Linked DNA regions of Homo sapiens: region 1 is linked to region 2. A link is an interaction called in ENCODE POLR2A ChIA-PET data of the cell type or tissue named here. Cell type or tissue: CD4-positive, alpha-beta T cell. All regions are shown on one strand. Links, peaks and the distances in the headings refer to the core of each region. The heading gives the core; the rest is flanking DNA. Region 1 overlaps DDX6 (DEAD-box helicase 6). Region 2 overlaps CXCR5 (C-X-C motif chemokine receptor 5).

The links. Peaks named below come from ENCODE experiments on the same cell type or tissue, not always from the same donor. Only the 100,000 strongest peaks of a DNase experiment are listed, where the experiment ranks them.
Region 1: POLR2A ChIA-PET joins it to region 2 with 10 read pairs; 10 of 35 experiments call an interaction of 5 or more read pairs at or near these places.

The regions. Positions count from the first base shown.
Region 1 is chr11:118,759,143-118,774,367 of GRCh38, forward strand. It overlaps DDX6 (DEAD-box helicase 6), which reads right to left. Exons shown (of 14, transcript NM_004397.6): 5 at 9,081-9,210; 6 at 6,067-6,213; 7 at 4,070-4,164; 8 at 780-902. Among named protein-coding and RNA genes, the nearest start is that of DDX6, 24 kb to the right of the region's middle. In CD4-positive, alpha-beta T cell, for the core only: no CTCF peak of the experiment used is centred there; no DNase peak of the experiment used is centred there.
Region 2 is chr11:118,888,800-118,904,024 of GRCh38, forward strand. It overlaps CXCR5 (C-X-C motif chemokine receptor 5), which reads left to right. Exons shown (of 2, transcript NM_001716.5): 2 at 4,797-8,988. The coding sequence ends at 5,864. It overlaps BCL9L (BCL9 like), which reads right to left. Exons shown (of 10, transcript NM_001378213.1): 6 at 14,437-14,653; 7 at 14,191-14,275; 8 at 11,820-14,109; 9 at 11,118-11,399; 10 at 7,337-10,709. The coding sequence ends at 9,616. Among named protein-coding and RNA genes, the nearest start is that of CXCR5, 13 kb to the left of the region's middle. RefSeq lists enhancers at 6,965-7,723, 9,343-9,850. In CD4-positive, alpha-beta T cell, for the core only: no CTCF peak of the experiment used is centred there; DNase peaks (open chromatin) are centred at 3,862, 6,992, 7,816, 10,042 and 1 weaker place; H3K4me3 peaks cover 1,448 bases; H3K27ac peaks cover 4,841 bases.

The sequences.
Region 1 (15,225 bases), core at 2,928-10,927, 130 kb before region 2:
TCCACCTCCCGGGTTCAAGTGATTCTCCTGCCTCGGCCTCCCGAGTAGCTGGGAATGCAGGCATGCACTGCCATAACAGACTAATTTTTGTATTTTTAGTAGAGACGGGGTTTCACCATGTTGCCCAGGCTGGTCTCGAACTCCTGACCTTGTGATCTGCCCGCCTCGGCCCCCCAAAGTGCTGGGATTACAGGCATGAGCCACCATGCCCGACCCGATAGAAATAAATTAAGATATAAGATCTCAAAAATGCAGCTAAGTTACTACAGGTTGAGTATTCCTTACCCAAAATGCTTAGGAACAGAAGTGTTTCAGGTTTTAAATTTTTTCTAATTTTGGAATATGTGCATTACACTTAGTGACTGAGCATCCTTAATTTGAAAATTCAAAATCCAAAGAACATTTCCTTTTAGCATCATGTTCGTGGCTCAAAAGGTTTCAAATTCTGCAGTATTTTGGATTTCAGTTTAGGATACTCAAGCTCTGTTTTGTATATAGAATAATACCGGAATCAATTCAGCTAGCACCAATGGCTATGTCATCATGACACCAAAAACTAAGTGAAAGATGAGGAATTTAATTAAGTTACTATTACAACCTTCTTAAAAAGTCAGTTAATTTACGTAAAACAAATCTTTAATTGATCAACTGAAGAAAGAGCCAAAGGCTTGAAATAATTAGCATAAAGTATATTCACAGATATGAAGATGTAATTACAAATAAAAGCATACTCAAAGGTCACAGGATGGCACTGATTCCAAGTACAGATTTATACTCACCATGAACTTCTGTACACTAAGAGGGAAAGTAGCGGAATATAGTAAAATCTGCCTGTTTTTAGGTAGCGTGAGAATAATATCCTCCATTATCTGCACAAAATCCTGTGACAGCAACTTATCTGCCTGCAGTAGAAAGAAAAGACAATTTTAAAAACAATAAAATAATGTCTAAGGTCTTGGTTAATACATGGTCAAAGAATAAGGCATCATCCAACAAAAGCATCCATGAAATGTTCCTGGTGGAAAACAATAAATTCTCTCCAACACTGCAGAGAGTCAAATATGCAGAAGGGGGCAAAATCTATAATCCCCATCTTCTAGGGGAAAAAAAAAATTCTACACTACACAGACAACCTCCCCCGCTTTCTGTAACAGAATTTAATTAATTTATTTATTTTTAGAGACAGCATTTCACTCTGTCACCCAGCTGGAGTGCAGTGGCATAATCGTATCTCACTGCAGCCTGAACTTCCTGGGCTCAAGTGATCCTCTTGCCTGAGCCTACTGAGTAGCTAGGACTACAGGCACATACCTCCATGCCCAGCTCCACAACAGAATTTTAATGTGATGATTCTCATTAAAGAGGTAGTATGGTGTAGTGTTTAAAAGTACGGGTTCTGGCCGGGCGCGGTGGCTCACGCCTGTAATCCCAGCACTTTGGGAGGCCGAGGCGGGAGAATCACGAGGTCAAGAGTTTGAGACCAGCCTGACCAACATGGTGAAACCCCATCTCTACTAAAAATACAAAAATTAGCTGGACGTGGTGGTACGCACCTATAATCCCAGGTACTCGGGAGGCTGGGGCAGGAGAATCGCTTGAACTTGGGAGGCGGACGCTGCAGTGAGCCAAGATCACACCACTGCACTCCAGCCTAGGCGACAGGGCGAGACTACTCCGTCTCAAAAAAAAAAAAAAAAAAAAAGTAAGGGTTCTGAGGCCGGGTGCAGTGGCTCACGCCTGTAATCCCAGCACTTTGGGAGGACCAGGCGGGCGGATCACCTGAGGTCAGGAGTTCAAGACAAGACTGGTTGATATGGTGAAACCCTGTCTCTACTAAAAATACAAAAATTAGCTGTGCACAGTGGCAAGCGCCTGTAATTCCAACTACTCAGGAGGCTGAGGCAGAAGAACTGCTTGAACCTGGGAGATGGAGGTTGCAGTTGAGCTGAGATCGCACCACTGCACTCCAGCCTGGGCAACAGAGCAAGACTCTGTCTCAAAAAAAAGTACAGGTTCTGGAGCTAAACTGCCAGGTTGAAATCTTGCCTCCTTCATTTCTCAGCTGTGTGGGAATGTTACAGAACTACTCTGTACTTCAGTTTCCACAACTCTAAAATTGTAAAACTATTAAAATTTGGATGTTTACATAATGTAGTAACTACTTTACCGGGATTTAGAAAAAACTTGGCTAAGGCCAGGTGTGGTGGCTCACGCCTGTAATCCCAGCACTCTGGGAGGCTTAGGTGGGCAGATCACTTGAGGTCGGGAGTTTGAGACCAGCCTGACCAACATGGAGAAACCCTGTCTCTGCTAAAAGTACAAAATTAGCCCGGCATGGTGGCACATGCCTGTAATCCCAGCTACTCGGGAGGGCTGAGGCAGGAGAATCGCTTGAACTTGGGAGGTGGAGGTTGCGGTGAGCTGAGATCGCACCACTGCACTCCAAGCGGGGCAACGAGACTCTGTCTCAAAAACAAAACAAAACAAAACAAAAAAGAAAAAACTTGACTTTCAAGTTATCCAGCCACTCCTCTTCTTAAAAATTAAACCTAAACTCTGGCATCTATAAGACAAAAAGCTGAATTCCTATGAATGCCTATCTATTGCATCTGAAGTATAAAACGTATTTTATAAGCAAATTAGAAGTTGGATGTCTACATACTATAGTAACTACTTGACAGGATACCTACCTTATAGGTTTCTTGTAAAAATTAAATGGAAAAAAAAAAAAAAAAACAAACCATGTAAAGCACTTAGTGCTGGTACCCAGTGATTAATAAATGTTCTCTCTCATTACTTAAAGATAAAAGTCTGATTTGAATTAAATCATGTTACCTAAAACACAAACCAGGCCGGGCGTGGTGGCTCATGCCTGTAATCCCAGCAATTTGGGAGGCTGAGGCAGTAGGATCACCTGAGGTCAGGAGTTCGAGACTAGCCTGGCCAACATTGCAAAACCGCGCCTCTACTAAAAATACAAGAATTAGCTGAGCGTGGGTGGTACATAATTGTAATCTCAGCTACTCAGAAGGCTGAGGCATAAGAATCACTTGAAGCGGGGAGGCAGAGGTTGTAGTGAGCCGAGATCACGCCACTGCACTCCAGTCTGGGTGACAGAGTGAGTCTGTCTCAAAAAAAAAAAAATAATAATAATAATAATAAACCTCAACCCAAATGTGAAAATAACCTCATGTCAAAACATTAACAACGCTGATCACTATAGATCCTCCTTGACTTACAATGGGATTATGTTCTGATAAATTCATCCTAAGTTGAAAATATTACCCAAACCTACTGAACATCATCGCTCAGCCTAGCCTCCTTTAAACATGCTCCACTTACCTTAGCTTACAGTTGGGCAAAATCACCTGCAACGCCGTATACTGTAGAGTATCGGCTGTCTGCCCTCAATCATCATGTGGCTGACTGGGAGCTGCAGTTTGCTGCTGATGCCCAGCATCATGGGAGTATCATATAGCATATTACTAACCAGGAAAAATATCAATCTTAAAAATTCAAAGTACAGTTTCTAATGAAAGCTTATCACTTCCACTGAAAAACTGTAAAGTGAACCATCTTAAGTCAGGGACCATCTGTACATGTACAAAACATGGCTAGATCCCAGGACTACAGATTTTAATAAGTTTTTAAAAGGCATTTATAACATGGTGAGATAATACATGTAACAGAGATTAAAAACCAAACAGTACAAAGTAGTATGCACAAAATGAGAAGAGACAATATATATTATATGCTTTTAAAAATTAATCACAGAGCAGAAAGAGACTTAGAATAAATTTGGCATTGAGGTTATTCACTCCTCTACTAAAAAATTAAAACCTAATGTCTGCTATCTCTAAGAAAAAGACAAAATGCTGAATTCCAATGAATGCCTATAATCTACTCCCTCTGACGGGTAAAACACATTTTATAAGCAAATTAATTTAAACTGATTGTTTATGTGTTTATTAGATCATAAACACAAGCAGCTTTTGCTTCATTCACTGGCAGTTATAAGCAAAGCACAGAAAAGTACAGAACAGTATAATGCCAAATGAAGAGACATTACCTCATCCAATACTATCATCTGGACATGATCAACCTTTGCTACTCCTTTCTTAATAAGATCCAGGATTCTCCCAGGGGTAGCAATCACCACGTGCACTATGCAAGATTTAGAAAACATACATTCTCATTAATTTTAATTTGAGCAAAGAGGATAAAGGTTTATAATATTACAGTCCTGAGCTGCTTAATGATAATTCTGAGAAATGCATTGCTATGTGATGGTATAGCCTACTCCATTGTATAGCTCCATTATAATCTTATGGGAACACCGACATACGTGCAGCCGTCACTGACCACAACATTGTATGCAGCACATGACTATCTTTTATTAGAAACAACTAGGCCGGGTGCAGTAGCTCATCCCTGTAATCCCAGTACTTTGGGAGGCCGAGGTGGGTGGATCACATGAGGTCAGGAGTTCGAGACCAGCCTGGCCAACACGGTGAAACCCTGTCTCTACTAAAAATACAAAAATTAGCTGGGTGTGGTGGTGGGAGCCTGTAATCCCAGCTACTCAGGAGGCTGAGGTAGGAGAATCGCTTGAACCCAGGAGGCAGACGTTGCAGTGAGCCGAGATCACACCACTGCACTCTAGCCAGAGCAACAGAGTAAGACTGTGTCTCAAATTAAAAAAAAAAAAAAAAAGAAAGAAAGAGAAGAAACACATTGTGTTATAGAGGTGGAAATAACACAAAAAGGCACAAAGATGTGTTTTAGGATAAAGACTTCCATTTCACCACAGGATGCTTAAAAAATATTTGTTTCACCTCTACATTGGGTGGGGTACAGCTTCCTAAATCACCTGCTGCTTTCAACAGTAGGCATACTTTCTTGTCTTAGGATAATTCTCAATTAATAGCAGAAGGCACACCAGACTTCTGACATAAGAGCAATGCCTCTAATCTAGAGCAGTGAGCCGAGTATTGTTAAAAGGATCAAACAAGATAATTTTTTAAAAACCTATGCAATACAAAGAATGTATCACATAATTATCATATATAATATTCTAACTAAAATCAAGATATAATTTTATATGAGTGATCTCATTCTTGCTGTTTTGTTACCTTTTTCCACTCGGCAATGTATCATGAAACCTCTTCATGAAAATGAATACAGGTCAACTTTACTCTTTAATGACTATGTAGAATCCTATTCAGATTATACCTTAACGTATTTAGTTAGCCAATCTCCTTCTAAGTTGGCCAATTTTTCGGCACGACAATACCACCCCATAGCAAACAACTTTGTACCTACAGCCCTGCATTTACCCAACTTTTTTCTTCAGGAAAGATTCTTAAAAATATACATTTATGGCCGGGCACGGTGGCTCACGCCTGTAATCCCAGCACTTTGGGAGGCTGAGGCAGGTGGATCACGAGGTCAGGAGATCGAGACCATCCTGGCTAATACGGTGAAACCCCGTCTCTACTAAAAACACAAAAATTTAGCCTGGCGTGGTAGCGGGAGCCTGTAATCCCAGCTATTCAGGAGACTGAGACAGGAGAATGGCCTGAACCTGGGAGGCGGAGATTGCAGTGAGTCAAGATTGCGCCTCTGCACTCCAGCCTGGGCAACAGAGCAAGACTCCATCTCCAAAAAAAAAAAAAATATACACACACACACACACATTATATATACATTTATAATTTTAAAATATACTCCCAAATTGCCCATGATAGAGATGTAAGTTTACACCCCCACATTTACAATGTAGCCTATTTGTCCACAAACTCACATTATCGTCTACTAATACTTTTAGCTTTACCAATTAAACAGGTAAAATTATTATAAACTTGCTGTTTTACAATTACTAATAAAGTCAAATATCGTTTTCAATTATGGTAATTTGTCTTTTTCGCTTGAATGCAGTGGTCATTTCCTTTTCTTACTGCAGTATTTCTGTTCCTTAATTCTTAAAAACAATTTTTAATAATTTACTGAAATACTTGTGACTAAAATAACAGAGAGCTACACTACCTTTTAGTAATCATTTCTTACCTGTATCATCAAGCCTCATTATGTCATCTCGTAAATTGGTTCCTCCTGTGGTTGCCATCACTTTGGCCCCTCCCATGTGTTTGCTGACCTGGATGCAAATTTGACTGACCTGTAGAGCAAGTTCTCTAGTGGGAACAATCACCATTGCTGAAACAGTATCAAGGAATATATAAGAAAATATGGGGTGAGGTGGGAGAACATGCTATACATCATTATTTACAAAATTTAAGAAGCTATAGAAATACTGCGCCTTATGATGCAGTGGCTCACACCTGTAACTGCACCTTATGATGCAGTGGCTCACGCCTGTAATCCCAGCACTCTGGGAGGCCAAGGTGGGCAGATCACCTGAGGTCAGGAGTTCGAGAGCAGCCTGACCAACATGGTGAAACCCCATCTGTACTAAAAATACAAAAATTATCCAGGCGTGGTGGCACGCACCTGTAGTCCCACCTACTCAGGAGGCTGAGGCAGGAGAATCACTTGAACCCGGAGGCAGAGGCTGCAGTGAGGCAAGATCGCGCCACTGCACTCCAGCCTGGGCGACAGAGTGAGACTCAGTCTCAAAAGAAAGAAAGAAAAAAAAAATAGCCTAGGCACGGTGGCTCACACCTACCTATAAGCCCAGCACTTTGGGAGGCCAAGGTGGGTGGATCACCTGAGGCCGGGAGTTTGAGACCAGCCTGACCCTATCTCTACTAAAAATACAAAATTAGCTGGGCGTGGGTGGCACATGCCTGTAATCCCAGCTACTTGGGAGGCTGAGGCAGAAGAATCGCTTGAACCCGAGAGGCAGAGATTGTGGTGAGCCGAGATTGTGCCACTGCACTCCAGTCCAGGCAACAAGAGCGAAACTCCGTCTCAAATAAAAAAAAAGAAAAGAAACACTGCCCCTTATAATCTAGATACCGAGATGTATTAAAAAATTGGGCTGGGCAGCACAGTGAGTAACTCATGCCTAGAATCCCAGCACTTTTGGAGGCTGAGGCAGGAGGATCGTTTGAGCTCAGGAGTTTAAGACCAGCCTGGGCAACATAGCAAGACCCCATCTCTACTAAAAAAAAAAATGAAAAAAATTAGCTGGGAATGGTGGCATGTGCCTATAGTCTCAGCTTCTGGGGAGGCTGAGGCAGGAGGATCACATCAGCCTGGGAGATTAAGACTGCATTAAGCTATGATCATGACACCACACTCCAGAATGGGTGACACAGCAAGACTCTGTCTCCCCCGCCAAAAAAATTAAGAAATAAAAATAAAAAGTTGAATCATTACACAGGACATTATGAAAACTCAAATGTACAAATCTCTTTATGAAAAGAGAACCTATTATAGTGTCCCAGATTTAGACTCTCCCTCAGCAATACTATTATATAAATATTAAACTCTTCCTCTTCTTTTTTTTGAGATGGAGTCTTGCTCTGTTGTCCAGGCTGAAGTGCAGTGGCTGCCATCTCGGCCCACTGCAACCTCTGCCTCCCAGGTTCAAGCAATTCTCCTGCCTCAGCCTACTGAGTAACCGCCACCACACCCAGCTAATTTTTTGTATTTTTAGTAGAGACGGGGATTCATCATGTTGGCCCAGCTGGTCTCAAACCCCTGACCTCAAGCAATCCTCCTGCCTTGGCCTCCCAAAGTGCTGGGATTACAGGTGTGAGTCACTGCACCTGGCCTTCTGCTGCTGCTGCTTCTTCGTTTTGAGACAGATCTCGCTCTGTTACCCAGGCTGGAGTGCAGTGACATGATCTTGGCTGACTGCAACCTCCACCTCCCAGGTTCAAGCAATTCTCCTGCCTCAGCCTCCTTGAGTAGCTGGGACTACAGGCACATGTCACCACACCCAGCTAATTTTTGTATTTTTAGTAGAGACAGGGTTTTACCATGTTAGCGAGGCTGGTCTTGAACTCCTGACCTCAGGTGATCTGCCTTGCCTCGGCCTCCCGAAGTGCTGGGATTACAGGCGTGAGCCACCACACCCAGCCAATACTGTTCTTAATTACAAACTTTCAGCATGTTGAGTTCGCAACTATTAGCTCAAAGTTTATTAACAATATTTCTAAAAGCCCCAACTACATTTGAGTCAGATTCACTGTGTAAAATACCTAGGTAGGAAACTCCTGCTACCTAGGCTCTATTTACATCATATGAAAGTGGGAAGAAAAGATAATTACAGATCACGAAAGCTAAAAATGTAAAGTTTCAGAGATGAAATCTTAATTCCATTAACTTACATTGAATATAACTATGAAAATTTTTTATTCCCCACTGCCTAGGCTCTTAAAATCCCAAAATCCACAGCCTTTAAACAGAAGTTCATGTTTCTACAAGGAATTCTGTTAACACTCATCTGCCACAAGAAATAGTTCCATAGTTTATAAGTAGCAATGTCAACTAATTTAACTTCTCATGACCTCAGCCGCCTTTTTTTTTTTTTTTTTTTTTTTGAGTTGAGAGTCTCACTCTGTCACCCAGGCTGGAGTGCAGTGGCACAATCTTGGCTCACTGCAACCTCCACCTCCTGGGTTCCAGTGACTCTCGTGCCTCAGACTTCTGAGTAGCTGGGATTACAGTTGTGCGCCACCATGCCCAGCTAATTTTTGCATTTTTAGTAGAGACAGGGTTTCGCAATGTTGGCCAGGCTGGTCTTAAATATCTGGCCTCAGGTGATCCACCCACTTTGACCTCCCAAAGTGCTGGGATTACAGGCTGTGAGGCACCGTGCCCAGCCTCAGCTTTCCTACCTATAGGGCACTAATACTTATTTTTCCTGTCTCACTGGAATGCTGTCACAAGTGTGTATCATATAAGAATACTCTTAAAACTAGAAATCTCTAAAAAGCTGGGAATCATTTTTAATAAAAAGACCATCATCAGGCTAAAAAAAGAAAAAACCTGAAAAGAAAGAATACAAATTTTAGATAATGTAAATTCTGACTAAAAAAAGAGTATCTTCTACACATGGCTCCAAGGCTGAAACTCCCATTTTTAGTTTAAAAACAAACTTTTATTCAACTAACCTTGTATATTGTCCTTCTTCAGGTCTAGCCGTTCAAGTAAGGGAATGAGGTAGGCACCGCTCTTGCCTGTTCCATTTTTTGCTCTAGCTAAGATATCCCTACCAGATAAAGCAATGGGAATGCTCTCCTCCTAAAAGAGATAAGACAATACAAAATTACTTCTGAATGTAGTACACAAGCAAATTCCTCTCTGAAATACACTGAAGGATACCTCTTTCGGTATTGCTTTAAGTGTCCTAAGTATCCTACATTTGAATTCTACATGAATAGCAGAGATCCAAGTAAATCAGCACGACCAGTCAACATCAACATCATTATAAACCAGTATTTACCAGAACTGCTCACAGAATTTTAAATTGTAACCCAATGTCATAAGAACTGTGTTATGTGTGTATCTGAAGAGAACAACAAAGAAAATGGAGGAACTCAGGCTGACCCATAAATAGCACTTGAAAATACAGACAAAACAAAAGCAAAGCCTCCTTCAAATAAAAATTGGAAAAATGGCCAGGCACAGCAGCTCATGCCTGTAGTCCCAGCACACTGGGAGGCAGAAGTGGGGGATCACTTGAGCCCAGGAGTTCAACACCAGCCCGGGCAACTAGGCAACATGGAAAAACCCCAACTCTACAAAAATTACAGAAAGTAGCTGGGTGTGGTGGTGGGTGTCCATAAACCTTGAGAGGCTGAGCCAGGAGGTCAAGGGTGAAGTGAGCCATGATTGCACCACTGTACTCCAGCATGAAAGAGACCTCGTCTCATCTCAAAAAAAAAAAAAAAAAAAAAAGGCTAGATACAGTGGCTCACATCTGTAATCCCACCATTATGGGAGGCCAAAGCAAAACGATCACTTGAGCCCAGGAGTTTGAGAACAGCTTAGGCAAAATGGTGAGACCCCATCTCTACAAAAATTTTTAAAGGAAAAAACAAAAACAATTCCAAGGTAAGACTATATATATTTTGAGACTAGCACACCAATTTGACCACAGTGAAAAATTGTAGCTTGGACACCTCATCCCTGCAACAAAACACGAATAGGCTGGGAAAGTTTAACCTCAGGTCCTATTTGTCATTTATTTATATAATAAGTAAATCTCCAATGTCTGTCCCACAGCCTACTTCTCTGTTCTGTAATGTGCTCTCTATTGAAGGTTCAATTCTATTGCAGCTACCTCAAATACGGTCACATCACTAAAGGTGACCTCTCATTTTAATATTTGGCTTACTTTGTTATCTATTTTGCAAATAATAACAGTAGTTCATACTAACTTAAATTTCCCAGACAACAGCAAAGGATTCCCAAAAGTTACTTAAAAATAAATAGACATATACAAAGAGAGGTCAGGAGTTCAAGAACAGCCTGGGCAACATGGCAAGCACCCCCACTCTTTGCAAAAACAAAACAAACAACAACAACAAACTATAAAATACAATAGATCGTTGAAAAAGCTTGATCGTTGAAAAATTGTTAAAAGGAAATTATGTGGAATTTTTTTTTTTGAGACAGAGTCTCGCTCTGTCGCCCAGGCTGGAGTGCAGTGGCACAATCTCGGCTCACTGCAAGCTCTGGCTCCCGGGTTCACGCCATTCTCCTGCCTCAGCTTCCTGAGTAGCTGGGACTACAGGTGCCCGCCACCACACCCGGCTAATTTTTTTTTTGTATTTTTAGTAGAGACGGGGTTTCACCGTGTTAGCCAGGATGGTGTTGATCTCCTGACCTCGTGATCCACCCGCTTTGGCCTCCCAAAGTGCTGGGATTACAGGCGTGAGCCAGCGCGCCGGGCCATGATGTGGAATTTTAATTTTTTTTCTTTTTTTTTTGAGACAGAGTTTCGCTCTTGTCACTCAGGCTGGAGTACAATGGTGCGATCTTGGCTCACTGCAACTTTCGCCTCCTGGTTCAGGCGATTCTCCTGCCTCAGCCTCCCGAGCAGCTTAGATTAACGGCGTGTGCCACCACACCCAGCTAATTCTTGTATTTTTAGTAGAGACGGGGTGTTTCACCATGTTGGCCAGGCTGGTCTTGAACTCATGACCTCAGATGATCCACCGACCTCGGCCTCCCAAAGTGTTGGGATTACAGGCATGAGCCACTGTGTCTGGCCTGAATTTTTAATTTCTAAAACTAAGATACTAGGAACCAAATTCACAGTCACTGACATTTGTCCCTTCTATGCCTGGGCTAACGACAAAAACAAACAAACAAACAAAAAACAGCTTTAGCCCTTTAAAGCTGCTATTGGTAGAAATGACTAAATAAGCAGGATGACTTCCATCTCCCACGACAACACTCTTTCTACCTAGAGCTCCAATCACAGGATATAAATGGGTTCCATATGGTCAGAACAACACAGCTGCCAGAACAACTGTGAAAATATTGTTGTTGGCTGGGAACGATGGCTCATGTCTGTAATCCCAGCACTTTGGGAGGCTGAGGTAGGCAGATCACCTGAGGTCAGGAGTTCGAGACCAGCCTGGCCAACATGGTGAAACCCCATCTCTGTTAAAAATACAAAAATGGTCATGGTGCGCACCTGTAGTCCCAGCTACTTGGGAGCCTGAGGTAGGAGAACTGCTTGAGCCCAGGAGGAGGAGGTTGCAGTGGGCCAAGATTGCGCCACTGCACTCCAGCCTGGGCAATGGAGCAAGACTCAGTCTCACAAAAAAAAAAAAAAAGAGAGAGAAAAGAAAAGAAAATACTGTTGTCTTGTTCTTACAGCCAGCATTAAAGACTCTGCTTATTAAGGTAAAGCAAACAAAGAAGAAAACCTTGGCTTTAACCCTTTGGTCTTAAATTTCTTCCCTCATCACAGATAAGTGAACCATTATTTCCAGTTGTTCCAGAGGCTCCCATTACCCTGTCACCTCAGGTTTTCTCTTTTGTGGTTCTGTGGTGCCAGTAGTCTGTAGTTTTTAACAGGCTGCCTGCACACTACTCAGTTTTACAGTATTGAAAAAGTAAGATAGGTGGTCTCTGATGGTCTCATAACGACTTGCTGGGTCAGGTTCTTTAAAGTGTAAACCTTTTTTTCAATCAAGTGAGGCAGAACAGAATTAGACTAGAGGTATCCTAATCCCCCTTTTCAGTTCATCTTTTGACTGACTTGATTAAGGCCATTGACTTCTATTCCTTTGCCCTCTTTGACAGGGATTATACCCTACAAAAACTGTTCAAGGATAAAGCTTTAACAAAGTACATGTGATAGACTGTAAGTTAAGACACCCTGATATTTTGCCTTATATGATGGCCATTATGATTAACAGTCAGTGAATTCAGCACATCCACACTGCCTCTTACCAGTGTTTCTCAGGAAATAATGAAAAGCAAGAGAATTCAAGTCAAGTTCAAAAAGCTGTGAAATACAAGAGGAAATTATGAGGAACTGCCAGGGAGAAGGCAAAGGAGGAAGGAAACGAAAACTTTTTTTAAAACTTACTATGTGCTCAGCACAACTTTCAAGTTAGGTACTTTGTTTTACAACTGACAAAATGGATCCTAAACAGGATTAGTTTGCCCAAGGTCACAAAGCAAGAAATGCTTTAGCCAGTATTTGAACTTAGATCTGCACATAACATGTAGGCAAGAAGTTGGAGAAAATGGAACTCTCATACACTGCTAGTGGGAATGTACAGCTACGCTGGAAACCAGCCTTGCAGTTCCTCAAAAGGTTAAAAAGAGTTACCATATGAACTAGCAATTCTAGGTATACAGCGAAGAGAAATAAAAACATCTCCACACAAAAACCTGCACCTGAATTTTCATAGCAGCATTATCCTTAATAGCCAGTTCCTTCTATGTTTTTTTTTATAATAGTACAAACTTTATTCATAAATAAAACTTCATAAGGTTAAAGCAGGGTCAGTTCCTATTTTAAAAAGGGAACAGGGGAAGGCAGCCTGCTATTTTATTTAAAATCACAAGTTAGGTTTTTCAGACGGATGACAGTTGAGATCATTAAATCCCCTTCCTACTTCTCAGATTTTCACAAAATAGCACATTAAATCCTCAGTCCTTGGAAAACAACCCCAAATGTCTACCAACTGATGACTGGATAAATCAGAAGTAATAGAGCCATACAATAAAATATTATTCAGGAAAAAGGAATGGAATATTGATACAAGCTACAACACAGATGAACTCGGAAAACATTACGCTAAGTCAAAGAAGCCAGTCACAAAAAAAACACATACTATAGGATTCTATTTATATGACATGTCCAGACTAGGCAAAGCTAGAATGACAGAAAGTATACCAGTGGTTGTTTAGGGGTGTGGGAAAATGAGGTGTGACTGCTAAAAGGGTTTCTTTTGTGGGACTGATCAAAATGTTCTAAAATTTATTGTGGTAATGGTTGCAGAACTCTAAATGCACTAAAAAGCATTAAATTGTATACTTTTGATGTGTGATGTCATTTATATCTCAATAAAGCTATTACCCCCAAAAAACAAAACCCCAAAAAACCAACCCCACAAGCTTAGGGCTGACATCTGCCACCTTAGGTCTCCAAATTCACATTCACTGTAACGTTTAGATAATGACTGAAGAGTATTTGTTGTGTTTTGGTTACTCTAGTATCCCTTTACTAAGTAACACCCCAATTTCCTTCTAAGGAATTACATATGCCCTGGTCTCCCCTGTCCCAACAGACCAAGCCTCACCAATTTTCTAAGCCAAGTGGTAGACACATAGCCCACACTGGGCCAGCGGAATGTTGCCTCCTAAGAATCTAAATTGTTATAGTGCATCCATTACAGCTTCCTAAGTCCTTCAGAGCTATCTCAATTCTTAGTCATTTCCAAGTATGTTTCTCTAGCCTTCTCAATCTTGTGAATTCCCGTTATTTTTCCAATAAATTTCCTTTTGCTTAAGTTAGATCGAGTTGGTTTCTGATGCCTATAATTAAAGAATGGTTTATTTTCCAATCTCCTAGCATTGAGAGGCATTTTACAAAAGTGTGGTACCAACAAAAGCTCAACATCACCCAACTAGCTGCATTTACACTGACTGCTTCCTCTTATTTTCCAAACCTTAATTTCCAAGAGGGAAAAAAAACCTATGGTTAAAGGCCGGGCGCGGTGGCTCACGCCTGTAATCCCAACACTTTGGGAGGCCGAGGTGGGCAGACCATGAGGTCAGGAGATGGAGACCATCCTGGCTAACATGGTGAAACCCCGTCTCTACTAAAAAAATACAAAAAAATTAGCCGGGCGTGGTGGCAGGCGCCTGCAGTCCCAGCCACTTGGGAGGCTGAGGTAGGGGAATGGCGTGAACCCAGGAGGCAGAACTTGCAGTGAGCCAAGATTGCACCACTGCACTCCAGCCTGGGCGACAGAGCGAGACTCTGTCTCAAAACAAAATAAAACAAAACAAAAAAACAACCTATGGTTACTCCAGACGAGGTAGCAATGATTGTTACAAATGTCCCCTGCTTAACAGGAAAAAAAAAAAGGGAGATGGTAATTTCTAATTATATCTCTAATTTAGGCTGGGGATGGTGGCTCACACCTGTAATCTCAACCCTCTGCAAGGCTGAGGCAGGAGAACTGCTTGAGGCCAGGAGTTCAAGACCAGCCAGTGTGACAAACTGAGACTCTGTCTCCCCGACCCCACCCAAAAAGAAAACAAAACAAAACACACACCAAAAAAAAAAACAAAACAAACAAACAAAAAAAACCTTTGAGTTTTTAGGAAATATTTTTTTCAATCATGATAAACCGATTGTTAGCAGGAAGAATGACTTATTTACAGGATTCAGAATGCTATAATTCCTAACTATAAATAGTAAACTATTAATCCTCATTAGACCTTAGCTGACCTGGCACAAAATTTTGTTGCCAACAGTACGGAGCTTCCATGTTTCCCTCAATAATCAACTACTTCTCATTTCTTCACCTTCTTAGAGTTTCGAAAAAGTCTTCAAGAGGTGTTCCCAGGGTTTAGAAGCAACGAGAGAGGCCATCTTTCTCAATCATAACCCCAAAGTTAATATAAAGTTTCAAATAATGCTAAGCAGACAAAAACAGTATATTCTTAAGCCTTCCAAAGAAGTCTAGGTTCCTATAAAGCTATACCTTTAGAATGGCAATTATTCTACTGGCCACAGCATCCAGACCTAGAACTGGTCACAGATGGCTCTAGAAATAC
Region 2 (15,225 bases), core at 2,666-10,665:
GAGAGTGCCCCCAAAGCTGGGCTGAGAGTGCTGAAGAGGAGGGGACCCAGGATAGATCCCTGAGGCATGCTAGGCACCCCTGCCCAATGCACCTGCTGACATAGAATCCCCATTAGCAAATGTGAGCTGAGCTCCATGCTGGCCAGTGCTGGGCAGTGGGGCAGCCTCATTATTTGGAGAAGTCAGGTGGGGCTTGGAGACTTAATTATCCAGGGAGGAGCCTGCATCCTACAGTGGAGGGAAGGAGAAGAGTAACATTTTGGGCCCTACCACAGGCCAAGCACTTTGCATCTCCTTACACCCCCCACCTCCCGCTAAGCCCCTCAATACTGGACACTGTTACAGCCCCTGCTCCTCCCCAGTGCTCACAGCAATTTTCTAACTAGATTCTAGCTCCACTCTCAGCCTCATTCTGGTCATTGTGTTTCTTGCCTTCTTTGGGGCATGTGACCCTGGCCCATGACCAGGCTGTTGTCTGCTGGGTGCCTGTCTAGGCCACATGCTGGTGTGGCCCATCTTGGCACCTGTGTCTATGCAAGGTGCATGTTGCTGTCAAGAGTGTGTGTGTGCACGAGGGCCTCAGGTTTCAGAAGCTTTTCATGTCAAAGAATGGGCACACCGCTCACGCAAATGGTCTGCCCTGTGCTCCCTCTGGGCATGGGATTGGAGGGCTTCCTTCAGCAGCACATGCCCCATGGTATTCAGGATTCCTGATTCCTCAATTTCCCATGAGGCCGGAGCCAACCTTGCTTTATTGCCTCTCTCCATAGTTTGGGGGAGATTGGGGGAGCTAGAACTCCTATGTGTGGGAAGTGGCTTTAACATGTGCCACTCCCGAACCCCCAAAACGTCTGTTTGACACCTCCTGCTGAGATGTGCTGTCAATTCCCAGCACCCCTCAAACCAGCTTCCTCCCATCTTACCCTCTCTGAACGCTGCCAGACAAATACCTCTTGGCAAGGAGGAAGACACAGGCCCCTCCCAAGCCCCCTCTAAATCTGGTTCTCAGGAGATGGGAGCCCTAGGGAGATGTCCCACTGCATTGACTTTAGATGAGCAATAACTCAGTCAGTCTGGAATCTTTGAAGGGCAAGAACTTGTGTGGAGGACAAGCCCAGAAACCCAGGGCTTTCTGGGTCAGACAGGCTGGCTGGACCTAAGCCCTCACCCAGGCACGGCCAAGGTAGGTGGAGTCCAGCCCTGCTGACCGCCCCAGGCCCTGCTTCTCTCCTCCCTGTCTGAACGGCTTGGCTCTGCGTGAAGACTGCTGAATTCCAGTATTAGTCAAGTGGGTGTGCTCAGTGACGGTATTGGAAATAGCTCCCAATAGAGGGAGAGCACTCAAGATAGGATCTAGGATCAAGGCCATCAAGGTTATTGGGAGAAGGCAGAATGCAGAAGATTACGGAGTGAGTCCCTGCAGAGGCACTTGTCTAAGTCTCAGGTTATAAGGGCTCCTGGCCTTCTCTGGGAAACTGCTTTCAGAGCAGGTCAGCACACGTCTGTCCTACGTAAAACACGTGGCCTTGGGAGGGGGACACAGAAGGCCTGCTTCTGAGACCTTGCCATCTGGTTAGAAAGTGTCATCCCAACCCTGGGTGCTGTAATAAATGCACACGCATCATAAGGAGAAGAGAGAATTCCAAGAGGGGAGCCGGGAAGGATGTCTGAAGATGGGATTGAATTCGGCTTTGGAGGAAGGGTGGAAATTAGGCAAATTTGGAAAGAAAGACCTGCTAGACAGAAGGAAAAGGCCAAGCAGAGGTTTGGAGACAGGAATGTGTTGGGGTGTTGGGGAAAGGCCGGGGGGTGGTCTAGAGCAATAATTTATTAATAGAAGACAAAGTTTGAAAGGTCAGAGGAATATACATTTGGGAAGAACATAAAGGCTGTGTTGGGAGGTTAGACGTCTTCCCACAGGTCCATGGTTTTCAAATGAAAGTAGAACCATTTTCTTCAATGAAAGCTTATGTGTGAAGCACTGCACAAGTCAAAAGTGGAGAGCTCTAGTTTAAAGTCAAGGAGGGGAGCCTGGAGCCCCAACACCACTCCCCACTCCAGGGGAACCCTGTGACACACACACAGTCATGGGTACTCTAAAGAAAGTCCTTGGAGCTGGGCACTGTTGTCACATACCTGCAGTCCTAGCTACCCAGAAGGCTGGGGCAGGAGGAGGATCACTTGGGCCCAGGAGGTCAAGGCTGTAGTGTGCTATGGTCACACGTATTAATAGCCACTGCACTCCAGCCTGGGCAACATAGCAAGACACTATCTATCAAAAAACAAAAACAAAGGCGTGTGTTTGGGGGAGAAATTCCATGGAATCCTACTGCATGGGATGTTCTGCAATGAGTTCTAAACTTTATTTTTTAAAAAAATGTTTTGTAGAGATGGGGTCTCGCTATGTCATGCAGGCTGGTCTTGAACTCCTGGCTTCAAGCAATCCTCCCACCTAAGCCTCCCAAAGTGCTGGGAGCCACTGTGCCCAGGAGTTCTGAAATTTAGCGATGTGTGAATGGCACTAAGTTTGGCTTACTCCAATCATTTTCTTTTTTTTTGAGATTGGGTCTTGGTCTGTTACCCAGGCTGGAGCGTAGCAGCATAATCATAGTTCACTGCAGTCCCAAATTCCCTGGCTCAAGTGATCCTCCCGCCTTGTCTTCCCAAAGTGCTGGGATTACAGGCCTGAGCCACCATGCCCAGACTCCAATCAATCTTCTATTGATGAACATGATCACAAATATGACTTTTTCTTATAGCTGACTTTGCTATTAAATGTGAAATTGAGGCCAGGTATGGTAGCTCATGCCTGTAATCCCACCACTTTGGGAGGCCGAGGCGGGGGGATCACTTGAGGTCAGGAGTTTGAGACCAGCCTGGCCAACATGGTGAAACCTTGTCTCTACTAAAAATACAAAAAAATTACCTAGGTGTGGTGGCAGATGCCTGGAATCCCAACTACTTGGGAGGCTGAGGCAGGAGAATTGCTTGAACCCAGGAGGCGGAGGTTGCAGTGAGCCGAGATCGTGCCACTGCACTCCAGCCTGGGCAACAAGAGCAAAACTCCCCCTCAAAAAAAAAAAAAAAAAAAAAGTGAAGTTGAAAAAATAAGATAAAGACAAAAAGCAGAAGAAAACCACTGCTTACAGGTGATGGGGAACCAGTAAAGGACTTTAAACAGAACATTGATGCGATGGGATTTGTGTTTTAGAAAACTTACCCTGTCCTCTGTGCAGGAGGTGGACAGGAGTAGAGAAGCTGGTGGGGATGGGACCCATGGAGAGATGGTCTCCTGAGCATTAGAGTAAAGAGAAGGAAGACCAGACTGAGGCAATGGCAGAGGGATGCTGCGGGAAGGGTTGGCAGATGGCTCTACCCTTGCACTGATGTATCTCCCACACCTCCTTCTCACAGACCCTCATTCCCCCAGAGCCAGAAGGAAAGACCCAGGTTGGAGAATGGGTCTGCTCAGCATTAGGAGTGAGTGTGTGACCCACAACTGTGGCTCCTGAGAGGCAAGAAAGCCCTGTGGCACCCAGTGTGACCATCCCCTCCTTGTGGGGGTGCCTTGCTCTCCTGAAATGGGGGCACCATTAAGCCACCCGGAGCCTGGTGGACAGAGTACCCCATCCCATCCTCTGCCTCCCTGGGTTCATCATTTATAGTATTGCCATTTTGAATCCACATAGGTTGGTTATAATTGGTTTTGAATTGCCTGGGGAGGGGCTTGGGTAGGGAGGGTGGGAAGAACAGAGCTGGGAGGTGAGGAGGAACAGGTGCAGGGGACAGCTGTGAGTGAAAGGTGTGAAAACAGGCACATGTCTTCCTTTGTGGTTAGCTGGGTAAACAACCTGAGTGCTGGGGTGATGGGGGGGGGGTGATGGGGAGAGGAAGAGGAGGATGGGGAGGAGGGAACTTCCGGAGACATCACGGGCACACCCCCTGCACTTGGAGCAGGCTCTCTCCTTCTCTCCTGCCAGTCTCCCCGTGTCGCCCTCACTTTCTCCTGCCTCTCTCTGCCTCTGGGCTTTCTGCTTCTGAGTGCTCCTAGCTGCAGGGAGGTTGCCAGTGATGGGAAGTAGCAGGGAGCCTGCATCTGCTGCCCCTAGAAGGAAGCCCAGGCAGGGTTGTTCAGTGGGAGGTACTGGCTTTGGAAGTAGATAAACGTCGGTTCACACAAACCTGATCTTTAGCAAGACACATCTGTGAAATAGGAATAATATTACATACCTTGAGCGGGTTGTGCATATTGAACCAGATGGGAGGCTATTACTGCCATTTCAGTGATAACAGAGACAGTCAGGAACAGGAAGACCCATGAGGAGGGAGCCCACAGGCCAAGTCAGCACCCGCCCGCCCCTAGTCCCCAGCACAATGCTAAGTTGCAGTGCCCGACTGTTCTGCTCAGAACTGGAACAGATGGGTCCTTGTACCAAGCAGGTCCATTCCCCAAATTGAAGTCCTGTGACTCCAGCCGCCAAGGCTGCAGGCTTCCGTACATGAGGACCCAAAAACACAAGCTGACTTATGGGGTCCAGCCCTCCAGCACTTACAAAGCTCAGCCACCCGCACGCCTCCCTTCATCAGCACCACCACTCTAAGGAATGCGGTCCCTTTGACAGGCGAAAAACTGAAGTTGGAAAAGACAAAGTGATTTGTTCAAAATTGAAATTTGAAACTTGACATTTGGTCAGTGGGCCCTATGTAGGAAAAAACCTCCAAGAGAGCTAGGGTTCCTCTCAGAGAGGAAAGACAGGTCCTTAGGTCCTCACCCTCCCGTCTCCTTGCCCTTGCAGTTCTGGGAACTGGACAGATTGGACAACTATAACGACACCTCCCTGGTGGAAAATCATCTCTGCCCTGCCACAGAGGGGCCCCTCATGGCCTCCTTCAAGGCCGTGTTCGTGCCCGTGGCCTACAGCCTCATCTTCCTCCTGGGCGTGATCGGCAACGTCCTGGTGCTGGTGATCCTGGAGCGGCACCGGCAGACACGCAGTTCCACGGAGACCTTCCTGTTCCACCTGGCCGTGGCCGACCTCCTGCTGGTCTTCATCTTGCCCTTTGCCGTGGCCGAGGGCTCTGTGGGCTGGGTCCTGGGGACCTTCCTCTGCAAAACTGTGATTGCCCTGCACAAAGTCAACTTCTACTGCAGCAGCCTGCTCCTGGCCTGCATCGCCGTGGACCGCTACCTGGCCATTGTCCACGCCGTCCATGCCTACCGCCACCGCCGCCTCCTCTCCATCCACATCACCTGTGGGACCATCTGGCTGGTGGGCTTCCTCCTTGCCTTGCCAGAGATTCTCTTCGCCAAAGTCAGCCAAGGCCATCACAACAACTCCCTGCCACGTTGCACCTTCTCCCAAGAGAACCAAGCAGAAACGCATGCCTGGTTCACCTCCCGATTCCTCTACCATGTGGCGGGATTCCTGCTGCCCATGCTGGTGATGGGCTGGTGCTACGTGGGGGTAGTGCACAGGTTGCGCCAGGCCCAGCGGCGCCCTCAGCGGCAGAAGGCAGTCAGGGTGGCCATCCTGGTGACAAGCATCTTCTTCCTCTGCTGGTCACCCTACCACATCGTCATCTTCCTGGACACCCTGGCGAGGCTGAAGGCCGTGGACAATACCTGCAAGCTGAATGGCTCTCTCCCCGTGGCCATCACCATGTGTGAGTTCCTGGGCCTGGCCCACTGCTGCCTCAACCCCATGCTCTACACTTTCGCCGGCGTGAAGTTCCGCAGTGACCTGTCGCGGCTCCTGACGAAGCTGGGCTGTACCGGCCCTGCCTCCCTGTGCCAGCTCTTCCCTAGCTGGCGCAGGAGCAGTCTCTCTGAGTCAGAGAATGCCACCTCTCTCACCACGTTCTAGGTCCCAGTGTCCCCTTTTATTGCTGCTTTTCCTTGGGGCAGGCAGTGATGCTGGATGCTCCTTCCAACAGGAGCTGGGATCCTAAGGGCTCACCGTGGCTAAGAGTGTCCTAGGAGTATCCTCATTTGGGGTAGCTAGAGGAACCAACCCCCATTTCTAGAACATCCCTGCCAGCTCTTCTGCCGGCCCTGGGGCTAGGCTGGAGCCCAGGGAGCGGAAAGCAGCTCAAAGGCACAGTGAAGGCTGTCCTTACCCATCTGCACCCCCCTGGGCTGAGAGAACCTCACGCACCTCCCATCCTAATCATCCAATGCTCAAGAAACAACTTCTACTTCTGCCCTTGCCAACGGAGAGCGCCTGCCCCTCCCAGAACACACTCCATCAGCTTAGGGGCTGCTGACCTCCACAGCTTCCCCTCTCTCCTCCTGCCCACCTGTCAAACAAAGCCAGAAGCTGAGCACCAGGGGATGAGTGGAGGTTAAGGCTGAGGAAAGGCCAGCTGGCAGCAGAGTGTGGCCTTCGGACAACTCAGTCCCTAAAAACACAGACATTCTGCCAGGCCCCCAAGCCTGCAGTCATCTTGACCAAGCAGGAAGCTCAGACTGGTTGAGTTCAGGTAGCTGCCCCTGGCTCTGACCGAAACAGCGCTGGGTCCACCCCATGTCACCGGATCCTGGGTGGTCTGCAGGCAGGGCTGACTCTAGGTGCCCTTGGAGGCCAGCCAGTGACCTGAGGAAGCGTGAAGGCCGAGAAGCAAGAAAGAAACCCGACAGAGGGAAGAAAAGAGCTTTCTTCCCGAACCCCAAGGAGGGAGATGGATCAATCAAACCCGGCGGTCCCCTCCGCCAGGCGAGATGGGGTGGGGTGGAGAACTCCTAGGGTGGCTGGGTCCAGGGGATGGGAGGTTGTGGGCATTGATGGGGAAGGAGGCTGGCTTGTCCCCTCCTCACTCCCTTCCCATAAGCTATAGACCCGAGGAAACTCAGAGTCGGAACGGAGAAAGGTGGACTGGAAGGGGCCCGTGGGAGTCATCTCAACCATCCCCTCCGTGGCATCACCTTAGGCAGGGAAGTGTAAGAAACACACTGAGGCAGGGAAGTCCCCAGGCCCCAGGAAGCCGTGCCCTGCCCCCGTGAGGATGTCACTCAGATGGAACCGCAGGAAGCTGCTCCGTGCTTGTTTGCTCACCTGGGGTGTGGGAGGCCCGTCCGGCAGTTCTGGGTGCTCCCTACCACCTCCCCAGCCTTTGATCAGGTGGGGAGTCAGGGACCCCTGCCCTTGTCCCACTCAAGCCAAGCAGCCAAGCTCCTTGGGAGGCCCCACTGGGGAAATAACAGCTGTGGCTCACGTGAGAGTGTCTTCACGGCAGGACAACGAGGAAGCCCTAAGACGTCCCTTTTTTCTCTGAGTATCTCCTCGCAAGCTGGGTAATCGATGGGGGAGTCTGAAGCAGATGCAAAGAGGCAAGAGGCTGGATTTTGAATTTTCTTTTTAATAAAAAGGCACCTATAAAACAGGTCAATACAGTACAGGCAGCACAGAGACCCCCGGAACAAGCCTAAAAATTGTTTCAAAATAAAAACCAAGAAGATGTCTTCACATATTGTATTTATATATTTATATTTATATATATATTTATATAATGGTACAAAATGGCTGGGGGTGTGGCCATGGATGGAGGGAAGAGTAGGCTGGCCTGTGGCGTGGGTGGGAGGAGAGGGGACGGAGAGGGCACTCGGCCCGCTGCAATCTGACCCCTCTCTCCTCAGGGCAGGAAACACAGAGTCAGACAGTTTGGGGGGGTCTTGGGCCAGGGGTGGAGGGCTCAAGGGCACAGGGCCCAGGCTGAGGCAGGGCGGGCAAAGCGCCTGGCAGGATGAAGGGCAAGTGGCCCCCCAAACACAGAGGCCCTGGCCATGGACCCTGGGAGGTGACCGGGGTGAGTCAGGGGCCTGTTGTCAGCCCCAGAGGAAGCGCTGGACCTGGCCGATGGTGGGCCGAGAGGACAGCACCAGGCTGGGAGAAGTGGGGCGAGTTCCCTTTGTATTACAGCTGCCAGTGCAAGACCAGGCCCTCCAGGCCAGGAAGGCTAGGGACGGGTCCTGGTAGAAGACACCCTGTCTAGAATGGCCCTTGGTCCTGGAGGTGGGGCGCAAAAGGCCTCAGCCAGGGAACTGCCCTGCCACCTCCCGAGGCAGGAAAGGAAGTGAGAAAAGGAGAAGTTTTTTTACTCCTGGGGCCAAAGTAGGGGGACAAACACCCAGTCGTATATGGCTTCAGCTCTGACCAAAGGCGGATAGGGAGCTCTCCTGGGTAGGAGCAGGGAGCCAAGGGGGAGGCAGTGGCTGTGCCTGGGTGGGCACAGACAGATCTGGTACATGGCCCTGAGCCCTGGGCAGAGGGACAACCTTGCCGGTGAGTGGGCAGGCAGAGAGGAGGCGGCAGGATGCTGTTTCCCCGATTCCATCCTCAGGGAGTGGAGACTGGAGGGGAGGTGCACTGACTCAGATGAACTGTTCTCCCCCTTCTTTGATAAGAAGTAGGTGGCAGCAGCCTCTGGAAAAGTCAGGGCCCTGGAGGTTACCTGGCCCAGGGCTACTACAGCCACAGGCCCCAGTGGCACCATGCCACCCCTTCCATGGCTCCACTCAAGGGGGCCACACAGCCACCGCCTCTTCCTCCTTTCCTTCATCCCAAACTGGGACAAAAGACTTCAAGTTCTGGCTAAGATGTAGCAGCAGCGGATGCCCGGGCATCCAAAGTGGAAAGCCAGGGCCCCGTGTCACCGGTGTGGGCAAACACACATGCACGTGCACACATGTTCTCCCTGAATCACTCAGCAGCAGACAGGCTGCCGCCCTGGGGGTCTCAGCCCTGCTAGGGCTCACCAGGTGGAAGCCTAGGTGGTCTGACCTCAGTTTAGGAGTGGGTCATTTACGTCATCTTACCATTTGGGGACGAGACAGGAATGGTATCCCTTAGGGACCCAGAGACACTGCAAACAGTGGGTGGCCATGTAGGGCTGCATGTCCCTGGGTCCAGGGGAATGGAGGGAGCAATAACTTGAAGAAGGGGGGAAGGGTTTCTTTTATCCTTTTTTTTTTGTGTGACTTCTATCAAAACACAGAAATACAGCACACGCACAAACCAGCACAAAAGCGCAGCGCTCTATTTACAGCTCCGGCTGGCACCTGCCCACCTGGCCAGCCGCCTGCAGGGAGGGGTGGGAGAGGGGTCAGCCACATCAGCAGGGAAAGGATACGAAGCAGGTAAAGACAGAAGGAAAATGGGCGGGTGCGGAGAAACCAAGAGGGAGGTGGAGCTCCAGCAATGCGGACACGAGGAGACAGGAGCAGAAGGGGCTGGGGGAGACCTGACCTGTCCTTCCTCTCTCCCCCCAGATTCCCATCCAGGACTCCAAAAGCATAGCTGAAGGGGGTGTGGCGGGTGCAGGGATGCACGGAAAGAGGTAAAATAGAGAGGCTCCATAGGAATTGGGAGGAGTGGGGGAGGGGCAGTCCTGGTGGCCGAAATGGAACCAACCCCAATGCAAAATCCCCCACCCCACACTGCCACTTCCCCCTAAGCTGCCAGCACATCTGGTTTCCACAAATGCCACTCCCTACACAAGCCCCCTCCCACCCCCTCCACCCCACCCCGCGACCCAGGCCATCCCAACATTGAGGGGAAGAACTTTGTTAAGGTTATCGTATTTGCAACATTGCCCCGGCTCCAGCCCTGGCAGCGACTTCTAGAAGGGCAGGTTGGCCATGCCGCCTGGTGCCGGGAGGTAGCCCATCTGGCTGTCCAGGGACACACTGCGCTGCCGAAGGGGGTGGGACACCATGAGGTTCTGCTGGGGCGGGGGGCCCATGAGGGAGCCCTGCGGGGAGAGCATGTGGGGCGGCTGGCTGTAGACCTCGCCCCCCACGCCCCGCTGCTTCATCAGCATGAAATTCTGCTGGGTCATGAGGCCTTGTGGAGGGGACATGACCCCCTGGTGCAGGCCATGGGGCACCATCCCCTGCTGTGGGGGCACGCCTGTCCTGCCCAGCAAGGACATCTGTCCAGGGTGGCACATGGACATGTTGAGCCCCCGCTGGACGCCCTGCTGGCCTGGGAGGTTGGGAGGCCGAGAGGGAGTCTGCTCCGCCATCATGTTCTGCAGGTTCATGAGATGCAGATTAGGGGGCTGAGCCTTGGGGGGCTGGTTCTCGCTCTTGGGGAAGTACTGGAGGGTGCTGCTTGGCTTCTCAGAGGGGATGATCCTCGACAAGTCGAACTCGGGGATCCCCGTTGGGGTGGGCCGGATCACCTCGCTCAGCTCGGGGTCGTTCAGCACTGATGCCACCCCAGGGAGCACACCCGGTGGGTATGCGTCGCCCATGCGCCCAGCCATGGCTTTGCCCATCAGGTGCTGCTGGGGAGGCATGGGGCCTGGCGGCTGGTTGGGCAGGTCCTCGGGAGGCAGGGCCATGCCTGACGGGTAGTGCTGCTGCAGGCCAGGCCCCCCGCCCCCACCCCCAGTGGGGGCCATGGCACCATGGGGCTGCTGCAGCCGAGGGGGGAAGGGCATCATCTGGGAGGAGCTGGGCACTGGGCCACAGGGGGCATTCAGGGAGTCGGGGCCCCCTGGGGCCATCATCATGGAGTTTTGAGGGGGCCCCCCTGTCCCCTGTGCGTTGGGATGCAGTGGAATGTTGGAGCCCAGAGGGGTGGGGGAGGGCAGCATGGCGGGCGGGGGCTCATGGGACAGGGGCTGCTGGCCTGGCAGGTTCATGCCCATAGGGCTCTGGGCAGCGGCTGAGTTCAGGTGCATCTGGCTGGGCTGGCTGTTGCTGATCCCTGTAGGGAATAGAAGACAGGGGGTCAGGCACGGTGTGCCCAGCTCGGGGAGGGTGCAGGGCTCAGGCCTTCCCCACTCCCAAGCCAGGGGGTGCCAGAGGTCAAAGTCTTCACCACTGGCTTCCCCTGGCTGGGAGGGAAGGGACTGGAGGCATTGATGCTAGAAGCCAAGAGACCAAGTTCTGGCCCAGTTCGCCAGACACACCACCAGGTGTTGGAAAGACCACTCGAGTGCTCTGGGCTGGGTTTCCCTAATGACTCCAGCGAGTGGGAACAGCATCCCGGAGCCTCCACCCCCACACCCAGGGCCTTCAGAGGCACAAAAAAGCCAGCACAACCACAGCTGTGCTCCCCGCTCCCAGTGCCCACACCAGCTGGCCTCCCTGGGGCCCTGGCCTGTCCTCGCACCTGGCCCGGAGCCCTGCGGTGGTGGTGGGGGGGGCAGCAGGGGCCGGTCGGGCAGCAGCTCGTCGTCTGAGGTGGCGATGGTCTTGATGGCATTGTGGTAGAGCGGGGTGGAGCTGGGCATGGCGTACTTGGACATCTGGGTCATCATCAGTGACAGGGGGTTCTGGGAAGGTGTGGGGTCTGGGGAGGAAGTGAATGGTAGGCTGGGGTTCATGAGGCCGCTGGGAGGGTTGGCGGGAGGTGCTGAGGAGCTGCTCCGGGGGCCGCTAGGCGGGAGGGTACCTACAGAAACGGGGAGACAAAGAGAGCAGGGGTGACTGGGGAGGGGCAGATGAGTTTGGCTGTGGATATGGGGAGGTTTAGGAAGCGGTCAGTTCCCCAAATCACCTGGTCCTTCAGACACACCCACAGGCCCCCACTATCTCCAGAGCCCACCAGTCTTCAAGCAATTCCTGCAGCCTCAGGGCCCCAGGCAAGGGGAAGATCCCAGGCCCCAAGTACGATCACTCAAAATGCCTGGGAGACTCACGTGGTACCCCCTGAGAAAGCCCACAAATGTCATCATCTGCCCCATAAGCAGAGCCATCCACCTCTGGGCCCGTGGTACACAGGCCCTTACTCACTCACTGCCCAGCCCCAGCATGGACACACTGCTCAGCGCCTGCCTGCCTGCCTGCCTGCCTGCCTGCGCAATTGACTCACCCTGTTCCATGTTGCTCAGGGTGGTGGAAGAGTTCATGTTGAGAGGCGGCTGCTTGTTCTGGGAGACCCCCGGGCTGGGCATGGCCGTCTTAGGTGAGGCAACCCAGCCTGGAGAAGGCACCGCCATGGAAGGAGACTTGAGCCTGCTGGGCGAGCCAGTGGGTGAACGGACACTGAGGGAGGAGCCGAGGACCTGGGGCGACTTGAGAGGTCCTGGCGGGTTGGCAGAAGGCAAGGGCACCATCTGTGAGGGAGTCTGGGGTGACTTGAGGTTGGCAGAGGGCGAGGTGACCAGGGGTGAGTGCACCTGGCTAAGGGTGGGCGACTTCAAGTGCCCCATGCCCGGTGAGCCCATCTGATTAATACTGATGGTGAGGTCCGAAGGCCGCCTGCCTAGCCCCCGGTTTGGGGCTGAATGCACGGTCCCAGGAGGATTGGACGCAGGGGGCAGAGGCATGTGGCTGAGCCGGGTGGTGCCCACGTTGCTCATGGGCATTGAGCTCTGATCAGGGCTGAACATGTCTTGGGTATTGCCCATGTCCTGGGACATGGCTTGGTAGGGTCCCTGGCCTCCAGAGAATCCCTGCTGGCCCTGGTTGGGAAACTGTGAAGGCATCAGCATCTTCTGCGGGCCGCCCATCACGCCACTGCTGTTCTGGGCCCGAACCCGGGCCATCTCCTCAGGACTGAGGCCCTGGGGCCCCATCAAGTCCCCAGGGCCCCGCATCTTCTGCGACATCAGCATCTGCTGCTGCGGGGTCATCTGCACGTTCAGGTTCATGTTCATGTTCATGTTGACATTCATGTTCATGTTGAGGTTGCCTGGCCCCATGGGTGGGTCCACCTCCCTCAGCCCAGACTGCCCCATGGGAGGGCTCAGGAGGCCCCGGCCTCCACCAAACTCCATGCCCATGGGAGTGCCCGCCAGGCCCTCACCACCAGCCATCTGCCCGGGAAACATGGCAGGATCCATCTGTCGGTGCGCCTGCATCATCCGCTCCATCTCCATGCTCTGTCCCATGCCACTGCCTGCCATGCCCAGGGGGCGCTGCATGCCCATCGACCGCTTCTCCAGCAGCTGGTGCCGCAGCAGCTCCTCACGGACCCGGGGAGTCATGAATCGCTCCGCCTCACCCTGCCCACCTGGGTAGGGCATGGTGTTCTGGGCAAAATTGCTGGGTCCCCCCATAGGGGGCAAGTCTTCGGTCCAGCCCATGCCTGGTCTCACGGGCCTCTGCATGGCATTCATGGGCACCTCCATGGGCATACTCTGCATGCCCCCAAACCCAGGTACCCGTTGTATCTGGTTGCCTGGGAAACGGGGCCCAGGAAAGGGAGGTCCGCCCCGGAGCTGCATGGGATCTTGAACATCCATGGGCCCCCGCAGCTGCGCACCCATTCCAGGTGGCCACTGATCCCCAGGCTTGCTGTGGTAAGGAGGCGGGGGCCCCCTCACCATCATGCCCCCCATGCCCATCATGTCCTGCAGAGGACGGCTCCCATGCAGCCCAATCTGTTCCTCTTTCCGCCGTTTCTCTTCGTAGTACTCCTCCTGCAGCTTGCGCCAGGCCACCTGCTCAGGCGTGAGGCTGTCCTGGCCCAGCCTCTGTATCATCATGTTCATCTGCTGCCCCATGTCCCCACCCGGGGGGTGCCCAGGCACTTCATGCTCCAGCGGGGGGCCCCCTAGGCTCTGTGTCTGTGAAATCATGGACTGCAAGGGTTCCTCATATTTCTTCAGCCCGCTGGGAGGGGCCGTGGGTGGCTGCTGGGGGGGAGGGGGGGCTTGTGCTGGTGGGCCCCCCTCACCCGCTCCTCCTGGGGGCCCCTTGAGGAAGGGCTCAGTCTCTCCGCTGCGGAGCAGCAGTCGCTCAATGTCTCGCAGCGTCTGGAGGGACCGTTCCCGATGCTCCAGCTGCTCTTTGGACAAGCCCTCTGAGCCCACCAGGCTGCGCTGCCCATTTCCAGGGGCGGCTGCCTCCCCCAGCAGGGCAGGGCCGGGGGCACTGCTGGGGTCTCCTCCAGGAGGCAGAGGGTTGTTGGCGGTGGTAGCCGTCGGGGTGTTAGGGTGGGTGCCCCCAGTCCCACCACCTGTGCTGGCAGCTCCCACCGAGTTGGGGGCCAGGTCCTGACTGCTGTCCTCAGGAGGCCCCTCTGGGGGCAGAGCAGGCGGGGCACTGCCAGGGGCCGGGGGTGGCGGCGGCGGCAGTGGAGGTGGCTGGGACTGCGGGGTGCCTGCTGACGGCGTGCTCAGGGGTAGCGGTTCTGGGGTGGGGGGCACTTTAGGGGCCTGCAGAAGGACAAAGAGAGCATGAGACAGGTAAGGGGACGTTCCACCCAGTCCTGCTGCTCACAGAGGCGCCACGCTCACCTGGTCAAGCTTGGCCCGGGGCACGTTCTGCTGGTGGTAGGCGAGGATGGAGTCGGCCCGGCCCTGCAGCACTGCCTCTGCAGCCCTGCACAGAGTGGGGGCACCGACAGCTCAGAGAGGTGAGCAGGAGGGAGCCCCACCCTCACCCACCCCACCCTGCCCCTGCACGGGGCTCCCTCGGAACCCCAGGCTGAGAGGTGCTGGGCAGAGAGAGAGAGAGACTTGGCCTGCCCACCAGGCACTTACGTGTTGGCCAGGTGGGTGGTGAAGACATATACGAACTGCGAGGGAGGCTTTCCGGGGACGCCCCCGCCCCCGCCCCCGCCCCCAGGGGCATCAGGCCGAAGGCCAGGAGGAGGGCCGTGCGGGGCGCCTGGCACGCTGCTCTCGCTGAGGGGCAGTTGGGTGGTTTGGCCGGGACCCAGCTGTGGGGCCGCCATGGCTGGGTCTGCTACATTACAATCTGCAGGAGAGAGGACAGGGAAAGGGGCTAAGTGGTCTAGATACAAGAAGGACCAGCTGATGCCCCCTCCCACTGATGCTCACAGCCTTACAGCTCGTGCCCACAGGGACATTTGATGTCAGTATCTGGTGTTCTCACCAGGCTGGTTTCCACGATGGCAAGAGTGGTGACCATGTGGAGAGCAGGGACAGAGAAAATGTGTCCTCTCCACAGGCTCCCATGGGCCTGGCATTCTGCTGGGGACTTAACAGGTGTGATTTCATCTCATCAACACACCCTGGGAGGAACGTGTCACACACTCCACTTAACAAAGGAGGAAATAAGTTCCTCACCCACAGTTACACAGCCAGTTAGTGCAGAGCCAGAACTGAACCCAGGGCCGGGACTCTGAAGCTCCGCTCTGAGCTGCTGCCCCTCTCACTGGGTAAGTGTATGTGCACACAGTCTAGTGACCCAGTTAGGGAGAAGGCAGAGAGGGTACACAAGCTGATGATCCAAATGATGGATGGTTTTTCACTCTAGCCCCACCACTAACTGACTTTGTGATTTTATGAACCAGACATCCCTCTAAG